Linked DNA regions of Homo sapiens: region 2 is linked to region 1. Evidence: chromatin contacts called from ENCODE Hi-C or POLR2A ChIA-PET data. All regions are on one chromosome and are shown on one strand. Each heading gives the region's core, a stretch centred on a gene start or an enhancer-like site at or near the end of the contact. The rest is flanking DNA. Distances are from core to core; before and after follow the strand shown. Region 1 holds the start of DOCK2 (dedicator of cytokinesis 2). Region 2 overlaps STK10 (serine/threonine kinase 10).

What was found. Hi-C counts contacts between places; a loop is a spot of excess contacts on that map. ChIA-PET counts read pairs that join two places held with the same protein, here RNA polymerase II (POLR2A). Pooled maps may share reads with other maps.
Region 2: a loop to region 1 is called in a pooled map, with 5 times the contacts of the local background. The contact joins the enhancer-like site here to the promoter of DOCK2 in region 1. A Hi-C loop is called at or near these places in 2 of 50 pooled maps. POLR2A ChIA-PET finds 5 or more read pairs at or near these places in 2 of 52 experiments (activated B cell and activated T-cell).

The regions. Positions count from the first base shown.
Region 1 is chr5:169,631,573-169,638,656 of GRCh38, reverse strand. It overlaps DOCK2 (dedicator of cytokinesis 2), which reads right to left and starts at 1,382. Exons shown (of 52, transcript NM_004946.3): 1 at 1,288-1,382. The coding sequence starts at 1,330. RefSeq lists an enhancer at 585-684 and silencers at 945-1,004, 1,035-1,514.
Region 2 is chr5:172,170,007-172,176,227 of GRCh38, reverse strand. All of the region lies in intron 1 of STK10 (serine/threonine kinase 10), which reads left to right. Among named protein-coding and RNA genes, the nearest start is that of STK10, 15 kb to the left of the region's middle. RefSeq lists a silencer at 731-957. Within about 2 kb of position 1,412, at least 26 of the 41 ENCODE cell types and tissues checked have a DNase peak (open chromatin) inside an H3K27ac peak, as active enhancers do.

The sequences.
Region 1 (7,084 bases), core at 133-2,632:
GGTTCTGAAGCTGCTAGGTAAGACCCTGGACCTGAATCACTAACTCTTATTGAGCCAGCACACTACTAAATGCTTTCCATGCATAACCCCATTCAATCCTCACAAGAGTCTCATGAGACCTGCATTATTATTACTTCCACTTTATAGACGAGGAAACAGACCCTGATTTGAACTCAGTTCTGACTTCCCAGTCCAAGCCTCTAGCCTTACACATAACTCCTCAAGGGCAGAAGCTGTATCCTTCCTTACTTTGTAACTGCCCCTTGAGATATGAATTATTATTTGTTCTCTGGATGGGGACCATTTATATCAAAATGACCCCACAGTGCCCGGTACCCAGTAATTGAGTGGATAACTGCTGATCTCTCCAGGGCAGTGTTTCCCAAACAGTGGCCTGGGGACCCCCTGCATCAAATCCCTCTGGGTGTTTGGGTCTTCCAATGCCTCACCTGCGAAATATTTATCTCTGAGATGGTGTCTGGTATCCGCCTGTGTAGGAAGCTCCAGAGTGACTTTTTATTTGATATTTAAGTTTAAAAACCACAGTGAGTCCATGGAGATTGCACCACGGATGACACTTAGAGTAGCAGCACCTGAGGCCTCCCTTCCCCCAGCCACCACTTCCGCCCCTGAGCTCCAGGCAGAGGCTTCTGGGAGTTTAGATGGCTGAGGCTGACGAAGCTAGCTTCTTGGTTACCCTAAGACCACCTGGCGGGAGCCTTTTTCCCCAGAGGCTCTGGGGGGCTGAGTAGAGAACCCCACCGTCCAGCCCCATTCCCCCAAGCTTGAGCTGCCCTCTGGATGCCCTGCCAAATCAGGAGTCATCTGACCCAGGAGGAACAGACAGGGGAAGCAGGCAAATGGGTGTCGCTTTGGAGGGGGTGGAAGTATGCATGGTGGGCAGGCCAAGGCTGAGCCAGGGGAGAGTGGAGCTCCCTCTACAAGGCCAAGTCTCCCACGCGGCGAGCTGGGGCACTCCTGGGGACGCCGAGTTTGGCGCGAAGAACTGAGTTGTCAAGCGCAGGTCTTGACCCTATCTCGGAAATGTCTAAGGTTCCCTCAGCAGGCGAGAGGGCGAGGGCTGTGCTTAGCCTGCGGGGTGGGGTCCCGCCGTCCTCTCCCCGAGCCTCGGCTTTCCCGCCCCGAGGCCCCGCCGCAGGCTGCGCCCTCTGACCTGCAGGCAGCGCGCCCTGCCCACCCCGCGCCGCCGGCCCCGCAGCATCCTCCTGCTCGCGGCTCTCCCGCCACCTGTCCCGCTCCCTGCCGCGCCCTGGGGCCCGCACCTACCCACGCCGTGCCGCTCCTTGTCAGCTTTGCGCCAGGGGGCCATGGCTGGGCCGGGGCCTCGCGTCCTCCCGTGGGGAAGCCGTCAGGGGGTGGCTGGGCGCCGCAGGGCCCCACTTCCTTCCTCTTTTCAAACTCCTCTCAGGGCCCGCCCTCTCCTCCCTCGCCGGGGCTCCCCGCTCCCTCCTCCCTCCCGTTGGGCAGGGGCACACTAGAAGGCTGGTGCCCCGTAGGCTAAGACACGCCACCCCACCCCACTTCACGCAAAACTTGGGGACCACTCCCACTTTGTCTCCTCCCCAGGCGAGGGAGCAGAGGCCAGTCCCCACCTGGGGCTCGCCAGACCACCACCGCAAGTGCAGAGAGTTTCCTGATTGCCGTGCCTAGGGACTGAACAAACCTCCTTAACTCCCCTCAGCATGAGCTTTGGTGTCAGATCTCGGTTCGAATCCAGACGGGGACAAATGACTTCATTTTTCTAAGCTTCAGTTTTCTCATCTGTGAAATGGGATACTAATACCTACTTCATATGATTATTGTGAGGGTTAGAGAGACAATGTACACAGCAGGTGACATGGAAGAGTAAATGTTTACCTGGAGGTGGATCCTTTACAGCCTTTTTTTTTTTTTTTTGTGAGACGGAGTTTCGAGTTTCTCTCTTGCTGCCCAGGCTGGAGTGCAACGACGCGATCGCGGCTCACCGCGACCTCCGCCTCCCGAGTTCAAGCGACTCTCCTGTCTCAGCCTTCCCAGTAGCTGGGATTACAGGCATGCACCAGCATGCCCGGCTAACTTTGCATTTTCAGTAGAAACGTGGTTTCTCCATGTTGGTCATGCTGGTCTCGAACTCCCCACCTCAGGTGATCCGCCAGCCTCAGCCTCCCAAAGTGCTGGGATTACAGGTGTGAGCCACCGTGCCTGGCCCATTTACAGCTTTTTATCGTTTTGGTGCTACAAACCCGTTGGAAAATCTGATGTAAGCTCTAGAAGCTCTACTCTGAAAATACGTAAATACACTATTTACCAACATCACTGCAAGGTGAAGGGTGCTGTCACAGCCAGCAACAGTGGGACCCAGGAAAAGAGCCCTAGAGTTAGGCTAATGGAGACATTTCCTCGAAAAATCTCATTTTTGCTCTGAGAACAGATTCTGTCCAAAAAAAAAAAAAAAAAGTCTGATCCACAGTGATAAGGCTGAATTTAAGTTTTGCTGAGTTTTCTTTCTTTATTCATGACTCTCACTACCCCTTTCTGCCTTACACTGGAGAGTCATTAAGATAGATTAGGCAATATCACAGCTGAACTGGAGCAACAAAAAATTATTGATTTTGTTTTATCTGCAGTTATTTTCTTTTCTGTTTTCTAGCAGCACAAATTAGGTAATAATGTCTTATACAGTCAGCAGTGGTATTAGGGTTCCACCAGATGACCAGAGTAGGAGATTTTATATATATGCATACATATATATACATACATACATATATGCATATATATATACACATACATACATACATATATGCATATATATACACATACATATATGCATATATATACACATACATATATGCATATATATATACACATACATATATGCATATATATATATATATATATACACATACATATATATGTATATGAGAGACAGAGAGAGATTGGGGATTGGCTAATGCGATTGTGGGGCTGTCAGGAAGAGCAGTTTGGAAACTCACAGGCAGATGTCCTCAGGAGGAATTTCTTCTTTTTCAAGGAACCTCAGTTCTATTCATAAGGTTTGTCAACTAATTGGATCACACCAACCAAATGTATTGAGGATAATCTCCCTTAATTAAATTCAATGTATGGTAGATGTTAATCACATCTACAAAGTACTTCACAGCAACCCCTGTGAAGATTGTGAAGATTGGTATTTGATTGAATAACTGGGCCATAGCCTTGCCAAGTTGACTCACAAAACTAGCTATCACAACAATGTTATAAATTGGGACTATACAATAGAGGATGCCAAACATTTTCTGTAAAGTCACAGATAGTATTTTAGTCTTTGCAGTCCAGAAAGCAAAATCAAGTATATATGTAGGATGCAGGTACTTATGTAAAGAAAGAAAAAAGGTTCTAAATTTTTTTTATTAATAAAATTCAAAATATCATGTGAATGAGTATTTTTTGTAATACTAGCTTAGTAAGGCAAAAAAAAATACATTTTGGGAATGATATCACATTTCACCTTATTGGAGTTCAAAGTTAATGTGCCTTATCGAAATTGATTCAAATATTCATATGTTAATGCTGATCTGACAGGATATTTACTTTCTATTTCTGAAAAAAATGTTTACCAAATGGGCAATGGTTAAAAGTCCAGAAAAGCTAATAAAATTAACCTTTGATACCACTGATTCAATAACATCACAGATTTAGATATTTTCCACAAAGTACCTGATGGTGAATATTACAATTAATAATCATAAGCTTTAAATATCTTATATTTTCACCCACCTTCTAAATTTGCTCCAAAAGCCTTCTTCTGCTCCACAGATATTTTTTTTACCATGAACACTAGCAACACATCTTAGCAGATTCCACTTCAGGTTGTGTTGAATTAGTGTTTTCTCATTTTCTTTTAAAGTAATCTTGCCTATAGTTCTTCTACACAGGCTCTTCATAGAAGCTATTTCTTCATTCACTTCGAACTCAGCATTGACTTCTCAAATAAACAACAACTGAGCTGTATTGGTAATATTTGTCAACAAGAACTAAGGAAAACCACTAGAAGTCATTTTAAAATTCACTATTGATGCTTCTGTCAATGTTCTCAACCAAGCAACCAGTGTCACCAAAAGGCTAAAAGTCTTAAACTAATTTATTTTCACTGGATATATTTCATCTGCTGCTATAATCAAACATGATTTAATGAACTTAACATCAATAAAATATTTTGCCTTGCTTGCATAACAAATAAGCCACTTGGAAACTTATTCTGGTTGTAGTCTCATTTTCACTTTTTATTATTTTAAAGAAATTGTGCTGTGATGAGATATTCTGTTTTAAATTTTCTAATTTTTCTTGTCATTGCTTTTGTGTAAGTTGGAAAAGATGTGATGAGTGCTTAATCTATTATATTGTTTGGAGTGTCAACATGTAATAAACACAATGCTTTCTCCTCTGCTTTGTTTGTTTTGTGCTGCTATAACAGAATGCTACAGACTGTGTAATTTATGATGAACAGAAATTTATTTGGCTCACACCTCTGGAGGCTGGGAAGTTAAATATCAAGGGGCCAACATCCAGCAAGGGCATTTTTTTGCTGTGCCATCCCGTGGTGGAAGGTGACAGGGCAAGAGCCAGAGAGCAAGAGAAGCCCAAACTCACTTTTATAACAAACCCACTCTCACAATAACTAACCACTCCCTCAATAACTAACCCACTCCTACGATAACAACATTAATCTATTTATGCAGAGCCCTCATGATCTACTAATTACATCTTATTAGGCCCCACCTTCCAACACTGTTGCTGTATTGGGGATTAAATTCCCAACTCATGAACTTTGGGGGGGGTCACATTTAAACCATAGTGCTATTTAATTTGGTAACAAACAATACACACTCCACTGTGCCTTAGAAGCATGACATTTGGAGCCCACTATTCTTTCTTTTCTTTTTGACATGGTGGCTATAGCACTGGTAATTTTTTTAAATGTTACCATAGAGAGAGATATGCACTTTAAATGCTGTGGAGTTGTAATCTCATCCTCGTGATTAGTGGGTTGCTGGAGAGCACTGTGTAGCATTGAAAACACCATACACAGTCCTTGTTGCAAATAGTCAACTCTGCCATTGTAGAATGAAAACAACTATAAATGATGCATAAATGAATGAGCATGGCTGTGTTCCCATAAAATGGAATTTTTACTTCCTACAGTTTTCATATAGCATGGAATGTTATCTTTATTTTGATATTTTTCAGCAGTTTAAAAATGTAAAAACTAGTCTTAGTTCATGGGCCATACAAAAACATGCAACAAGCCAGATTTGATCTGTGAACCACAGTTTGCTATCTTCTGCTATACACAGTTGTGTTGTCTTCATAAACTTGTAGCCAGTTGATCTAAAATACACTTTTTTTTTTTTTTTCGATTTAGGTTTAAGCTTCTGACATACAAACAGGCAACTTCACATTAACAGTGTGGTAAAGTATCTGATGGGAGGCCAAGAGTAGGTGGTGGTGCCAGAAAGCAAATAAGATTGAACTTGAGGAGCACTGAAGTTTTTTTTTCCCCATTCAACTTGTGACACAACCTATAATAGGAATCTCTTCCTTAAATAATGTTAAACAAACAAATTCAGCATATTAAAAGAGTTGAAAAACTGCTTTCAGTTGAAGGAGATGAAGTTTAGAAATTTTGACTGAGGGTTAATTAACTTCTTAATGGGGTGGCTTTTAGTGCAGAAATCTTTAAACTTCATATGGTTAGGAGATGGCTTTTATGTTTCTGAAATATGGGCTTTTCATTACAGTTAACAATCCTATGGCATCATAAAAATTTTTTGGCAAGAGAGATCAATAGTCAAACATAAAAATCTGACTAAAACCACTTAAAGAATTTACAATAATCTTGGTCACACAATTTTATTAAACACCATCTGTCAGTTACTTGACTATTAGGTAGTACACTCTTGATGACTATAACTTCACATACATTGTGAGGGATGACTGTGGGTAAAAGGACATCTCTAGCCAAGATTTCTGTTAAGTTCAGTCCTGTGTGTCCAACTACCTCCTAGACATCCCCTCCCAGCCCCATCAATGTCTCCATATTTCAAAACCAAGCTCATATCATAACTGTACCCTAGACTTGTCCCTCTTCTGACTGTTTCTACCCAATGTTAACAGATGAAGTGACCAGACTGTGCTTTAATCAGGTGCTAGAACCCCATCTCCATCACTTACCTAGCTTTGTGGTTTGCAGCAAATTCACTGAACACTTTCTGAGCCCCATTCATTGAATACTTACTGCCTTTCAATCCCTGATTTAAACAGTTGGCATGCATTATCTCGTGTCATCCTAAAAGCAGCCCCATAAGACAGGTACCATTATTACCCCAATTTTACCCCCAATTTGCTAATCAGCAAACTGAGGCCAGAGAAATGAAATCCCTTATTGTAGCCAATATCCACTATGATTGCCCATGAGTGCATCATTACCCTTCACTTCACTCGGGTCAGAAATTTAACTCATCCTAATCTTCCTTTCATTCCAAATGATAATCTCAAAAACAGCTGTTGAATCTGCCCTCTTCCCCATCCCACAAACTTAAGATCTTCCTTGAAACTTGGATTAGAGATCCCTTCCTCCAACCTTGCCTCCTTCCAATCTCTTCTCCATGTTACTTCTGAGAACCTTTGCCCAAGTAGTTTTGGTCTTCTCAAGCTTCTGGAATAATCTAGGAAAAATATAAGCAAAGCAGGTTTGTAATAACGTGAGAGGTTTAACAACTTTTGTGAAATGTGAAATAAAGACATTCCACAGGAAATAACTATGCAAAGCCTCAAGTATAGCCCAAAGAAATCTAACTGGACTCATGGTTTAGGTAAATTGAAGAAAACTCTTTCCCTAAGGCACAGCAGAAGGGGAGGTTTCTGATGTCCATCTTTTTCAGAGTCATATGTATTCAGGTCCAAGATTTGGCTGGATTTCACTAGTATGCCTGTAATGATTACTAAATATTGGAATATTTCCATACAGTTGCTAAATAGCTATATCTCAAGACATTCGAGTGCCCTCCTCCCATTCTTGCGTCAC
Region 2 (6,221 bases), core at 163-2,662, 2.5 Mb before region 1:
GCTCTACCTCTTGCAGGCTGTGTGATGCTGAGGAATTTACTTATCTCTGCCTCAGTTTCTTAAGCTGTGAAATGGTGATGGTAATGGTACAATCACATAGGGCTGTTGGAAGATGAAATGAGACAACCCATGGAAACCACTTAGTCTAGGACACTGGAAGAAGTCATGTAAGTGTTAGCTCTAGATTGTTTATTGAGCACCTACTTGTGCCAGGCCCTGTGGGTTCCAAAGTGAACAAGATAGATGAGTAGGGAGTTGACTTTTGCTCAGTTCCTACATGTCCATCATTTATTCTTCTCGTATCCCCATGAAAGGTAGGGGGATATCCTCACTCCACACCTGATGAAGCAGAGACCCAGAGAGGTACAGTGACTTACTCAGGGTCACATAGCTTTTTTTTGGCAGGGCTGGGACTTGCATCCAGATCTTTCTGGCCAGGAGCGTGTCTCTTTTCTCTTGCATAGCACAGAGAGAAAGACAAACGGGCTTGTTGGGCAGTCCACGGTCGCTTCAGTGCGGTGTCTACTCTTGGCCTTGTGGTCTCTGTGCCCAGGAATGTCACCCTTCTTTGCAAGCGTGCCTCAGCTGGATGGCGATGGATGGTGGCCTCTCATGCAGAGGAAGTGGTGAGGGGTGCAGGCAGGACTAGCACAGGAAGTGGCAGGGGAAAAGGGCGGGTGTCAGGGCGGGGAAGCTGAGTGCTCCTGGGGCCCCTCCTGGCACCCTGGTGGGTGGGGCTGCTGGGACCGCAGCAGCCTGCAGTGCAGGGTGTCTCTGGGTCTTGTCAGCAGAGCAGGGAGGGTGAGTGCTGAAAGGCTTCCTTCTCCCTTCTCCCTCTCTCCACCATACTCACCTTCCACTTCACTCTTTCTCTTCCCCTTTCTCTCTGCTTCCCCTGTGATGCATTTTTTCCCTTCTCCCCCCATAGCTTACCGATTTTTTCATACTAACAGACTATAGCAGGGCTGGCACTTCGGGTGGCTAGGAGTTCACGACCAGCCTAGGAAACATAGGAAGACTCCATCTCTTCCAAAAAATTTAAAAAATTAGCCAGGCGTGGTGGCACCAAATCTAGTCCTAGCTGCTCTGGAGGCTGAGGCAGGAGGATCACTTGAGGCCAGGAATTCAAGGCTGCAGTGAGCTGTGATCACACCACTGCACTCCAGTCTGGGTGACAGGGCAAGACCCTGACTGAAAAGCAGGTTGTCTGAAAACAACAATAACAAGAAAAAACAGGCTATACCAGAGCCAGAATTAGACACTAAGACTTGGGGAGAAGGATGGGGACGAGGAGGGACTTTACCAATGCACTGGTGACTGAAGAGTTAACTCCAGCCAGCCTGGGTCAGGTGGTGCAGGGTGGTGGAGGCCAGTGGTGCCTCTGGGAGGAGCTGAGGGAAGCGCAGCTCCTTTCTGCTTCCGGACCATTGCCATTGCGCTGGCGGGTCCCCTGCCTGCCAGTCTACCTGTGACTCTGTACAGCTGGCTCCTCCTCATTCTCCGGGTCTCAACTCAGATTCCCTCCTCAGAGAGGCCTGTCCCGACCACCGCTCCCTGACCATGGTGGCAGCTGCCTGTAGATTTCCTTCAGGGCTGTTGTTACAAACTGGGATTCTCTTGTGTTTCTCCTTCTTTATTTTCTGTCCCCTCCAGCAGATGTGAAGTCCCTGAGGACAAGGAGTGATCTTTGTGTCCCCTGCATTTGGAACAGGGCCCGCGGAGGGTAGATGTTCAGTTCATAACTGCTGAGCTGCAGGCGTGCAGTGGCTCGCTCATACCTGTAATCCCAGCACTTTGGGAGGCCGAGGCGGGTGGATCATCTGAGGTCAAGAGTTCGAGACCAGCCTGGCCAATATGGTGAAACGCCATCTCTATTAAAAATACAAAAATTGGCTGGGCGTGATGGTGCGCGCCTGTAATCCCAGCTACTCAGGAGGCTGAGGCAGAAGAATAGCTTGAACCCGAAAGGCGGAGGTTGCAGTGAGCTGAGATTGCGCCACTGCACTCCAGCCTGGTCAACAAGAGTGAAACGCCGTCTCAAAAAAAAATTAAACAACAACAACAACAAAAAATACCTGCTGAGCAATTGAAAGGATGAGTGAGTGAATGCCGGGCCTCGCTTGTTGCCTCTCCCTGGACAGGCCCCGCATTGTGGTTATGACGTGGCTACACTCGGGAGGCCGCATTGTGGTTATGATGTGGCGCTGGAATCAGTTCTGAGCTTCCTCCTAGCTTCCCTGCCTGTTGGCTGTGTGACTTTGGGCAAGTCACCTCACCCCTCTGATCCTCAGCATCTTGAGCTGTGACGTCTAAATCAAAACAGCCCTTTGCCCCGACTTTGCGAACATTGATGCTTGTGGCCAGCCCTCACTGTCCTGCCTCACACACAAGATGTAAATGTGGCTGTTACTGTGATTGTTGCCATTTCTGTGGGGTGACTTAAGCTGATCTTCCCCTTCCTGGGGCTTGACAGAGGCAGATTGCCTTGAGGCCCTGAACTCCTCCCTTGCCTGTTACACTGCAGGGTGCTTCTGGGTGGAGGGATGTAAAGCGTTCTGGGATCAGCCTCAGTTTGTTGCTCTCTCTGTTATGAAGATAAAATAAGCCTGCATCCCAGCCTGGAGACGGCACAGGGCTACTGGGGGGTCTGGTGGGATGAGTGTAAGGTCTCAGCTCCGTGCCTGCCCCAGGGTGAGTTGTAGTTGAGGGCACCAGAAGTGGAGCATTTGTGCCCTGGAGAAAGAAGCTAATGCTGATGCCTGGCTTCCCTTCACTCTCCTTCCTGGAAAGCTCCACACAGTCTTGTCTGGGAGCCCAGGCCCAACGCTTGGCCCTATGAGGCAGTTGCCACTGTCAGAGCCAGCATTGTCACCCTGAGGCAATGACCCTTGTCAGAGCTGGCGAACCTCCCTGGTCAGCCCTGAGATTCTTTCTACCCTTGCTTTGCATCTTAGAGGGCCCTGATACGGGGTTGGGGAAGCCTGAGCTCCCTCTCAAGACCCCTTCTTTTTGGGGGCCCTCACTGCCCTCCCCACAACCGCCACTTTGAGGTGATAGGAAACCCATCTTTGAGCTGGGGAGAGGTGACTGGGGCGCCTCTGTTAATGAGGAAACTGGAGCTCCAGACACTGGTGCTGGCCTCTGGTCTGGCTGCAGGACCATCTACAGTGGCTAGGAGAGGACCCCTGAAGACCCCAGCCCACCCCACGCGGGTCTCCTCGCCTCAGAGGCTTTTTTTTTTCTTTTTTTTGACAGAGTCTTGCTCTGTCACCCAGGCTGGAGTGCAGTGACGCGATCTCGACTCACTGCAACCTCCGCTTCCTGGGTTCAAGCGATTCTCCTGCCTCAGGCTCCCGAGTAGCTGGAATTACAGGCACGTGCTACCACACCCAGCTAATTTTTGTATTTTTAGTAGAGACAGGGTTTCACCATATTGGCCAGGCTGGTCTTGAACTCCTGACCTCAAGTGATCCACCCGCCTCAGCCTCCCAAAGTGCTGGGATTACAGGCATGAGCCACTGCGCCCGGCCACTTCAGAGGCTTCTGACCTGGGGATGCTGTTCATCTTACAAGTCGCAGCTCAGCAGTTGGCATTGCTGTGTAACCCTGGGCAAGTGATGTCACCCCTCTGAACCTTGGTTTTCTTTTCTGCAAAATAGGGACAATAGTGCCTCTCACAGTGGGACATAGGCATCTTTACACCTGCACCATCATGAGGCCAGTGCCAAGGACACACAGCCAGATGTGGCAGAACTGACCCAAGCCCAGCGTCACATCTGGATGATACCTAGTGTTGGTGGAACACGGGTATAGCTTGGTCCTGCCATTTGGAGAGCATTTGACAACATGTAAATCAAGGCCTATGCTTTTGGATGCGGCACCACGCGACCAGGGTGGCATGGCCCCATGATAGGGAGCTGCTCAAATAGAGGAGGGTCCCGTCACTCAGTGGAACATTCTGCCACCCTTGGAGATGACGTTGGGGAAGAGTGTTTTGTGCTCCGAAGGGCTGTGCATGCCATACTGTTTGTTTTTTTGAGATGGAGTTTTACTCTTGTCACCCAGGCTGGAGTGCAGTGGTGCCATCTCAGCTCACTGCAACCTCCACCACCTGGGTTCAAGAGATTCTCCTGCCTCAGCCTCCCGAGTAGCTGGGACTATAGGTGCGTGCCACCATGCCTGGCTAATTTTGTATTTTTGTAGAGACAGGGTTTCACCATGTTGGTCAGGCTGGTCTCAAACTCCTGACTTCAGGTGATCCACCCACCTCCCCTCCCAAAGTGCTGGCCTTACAGGGGGATTACAGGTGTGAGCCACTGTGTCCAGCCATGCTATACTGTTAAGTGAAAGTAAGAATGACCAGTGTATACAGTTTAATCCCAATTTTGTAAAGTATGGAAGAATATATTTGTGGCCAGAGAGAGTATAATGAGTGAATATTTCTAGACTTTCACTCTGGACCCAGCCTATTCTATTCTATTCTATTCTATTCTATTCATTTTATTTTATTTTAAGACAAGAGTTTCACTCTGTCGCTCAGGTTGGAGTGCAGTAACGCGATCTTGGCTTACTGCAACCTCTGCCTCACGGGTCCAAGTGATTCTCCTGCTTCAGCTTCCTCAAGTAGCTGGGACTACAGGAGTGTGCCACCATGCCCGGCTAATTTTTGTATTTTTAGTAGAGATGGAGTTTCACTCTGTTGGCCAGACTGGTTTTGAATTTCTGACCTCAGGTGATCCACCTGTCTCAGCCTCCCAAAGTGCTGGGATTACACATTTGAGCCACCATGCGCAGCCAAGGACCCAGCCTCTTCTAAGCGCCTTTCACGTATAACTCATTAAATGCTCACAACAGCTTCTGGAGGAGGAGCGGTTACATCTTCATTATGTAAAGGTATAAAAGGCTGGGAAGTGAGGACAAAGAAGTCCCCTCAGGGGCACACAGCTGGGAAGTGTTAGAGCTGGGATTGGGAAACAGTTCAAGAACGTCCCACCGCAGAATACCAAAGGCGAGTCCCTTGGATTATGAAAAGCTTTGATTTTCTTCCTTGTACCATTATATTTTTAAGATTGTCTTTAACGCACAGATGTTACTTCAGCACCACAAGGACTGTTGATGGAATAAACAGGCCGACTTAACCTCTCTGAGGTTTGATACTGTCTCTAAAACAGAGTTCATGAATGGACACGACCCCCAAGGTTGTGGTGAAGATTAAATGAGTGTCTTAAACACATGCAGGCAGGGGGCATAGGTGGCCCTCCATAAAGTGCTTCCTTCCTCACTTCCTCCTCCTCTGTGGACCCCGGAGTCCTCTCCCCTCTGCAACTCCGCATTGAGTCTCACTGTCCTCCTCTGGGTAGCGAGGAGCCTGGGAAAGGTGGGAGCGGTCCCCTGCAAGGAGGCAGAGCCCATGGGCACCTTTCACGCCTCCTTTATCAGTGATAGGTGGGTTGGATTCCCCATTGGTTTTGGAGAGCTAACATCTGAGGGCTCCCACATCCCCAGCCAAGTTGGACAGGTTGCTCCCGTTTTCAGCCAAGGCCAAGACTTGGTATCTTTGGGCCAATCCCGTTTGGGTTTCCGTATTTTATTTGCTGGTTCACAAGAACTTTTGCGGCTCAACATTTCCCTGAGCTGTGCCAGGGTGGCTGGCCAGGCTTCCCCTCCCTGAGGGAGACAGTGTTCAAGGCACGTCTTTGAAAGCCACGTCATTCTGCTTTTGGGCTTCATGATCTTTGCCATCCTTACATGTCACTTGTTCTGAAACTTGGCCATCTCACTTGTCGTTGAGCTGAAACTTGGCATGGTGATGATTGATTGGGAAGTGGTTTCTCTCTGCTTGGCAGGACTCAGCTGTGTACATCCTGGCCCAGTCGAAGGCTTTGGCTCCTGCAAGGTAAAGAGGTGCCATCTTTCAAAACTGGAGAACAGCCAGAGATTCAGAAATAGAAATATGTTATGGAGAAAGTCGACTTCTTATCACTTTCCTTTCCTCTCTTATGTGGAGGACCTCATTTCTCTCTGTTTGCAGGGAGGCACAAACACCAGTTTTATTCATTCATTCCTTAGTCATTTAAGAATACATACTGAAAAAAAAAAAAAAAAGGATACATACTGAGTGTCTGCCATGACCAGAGTAATAGATACATTGGTGAACAAAATAAACATGTTTTTAGGCTTTCAAAAACAAAAAATACACAGTTCCAAGAGAGAACAGTAAC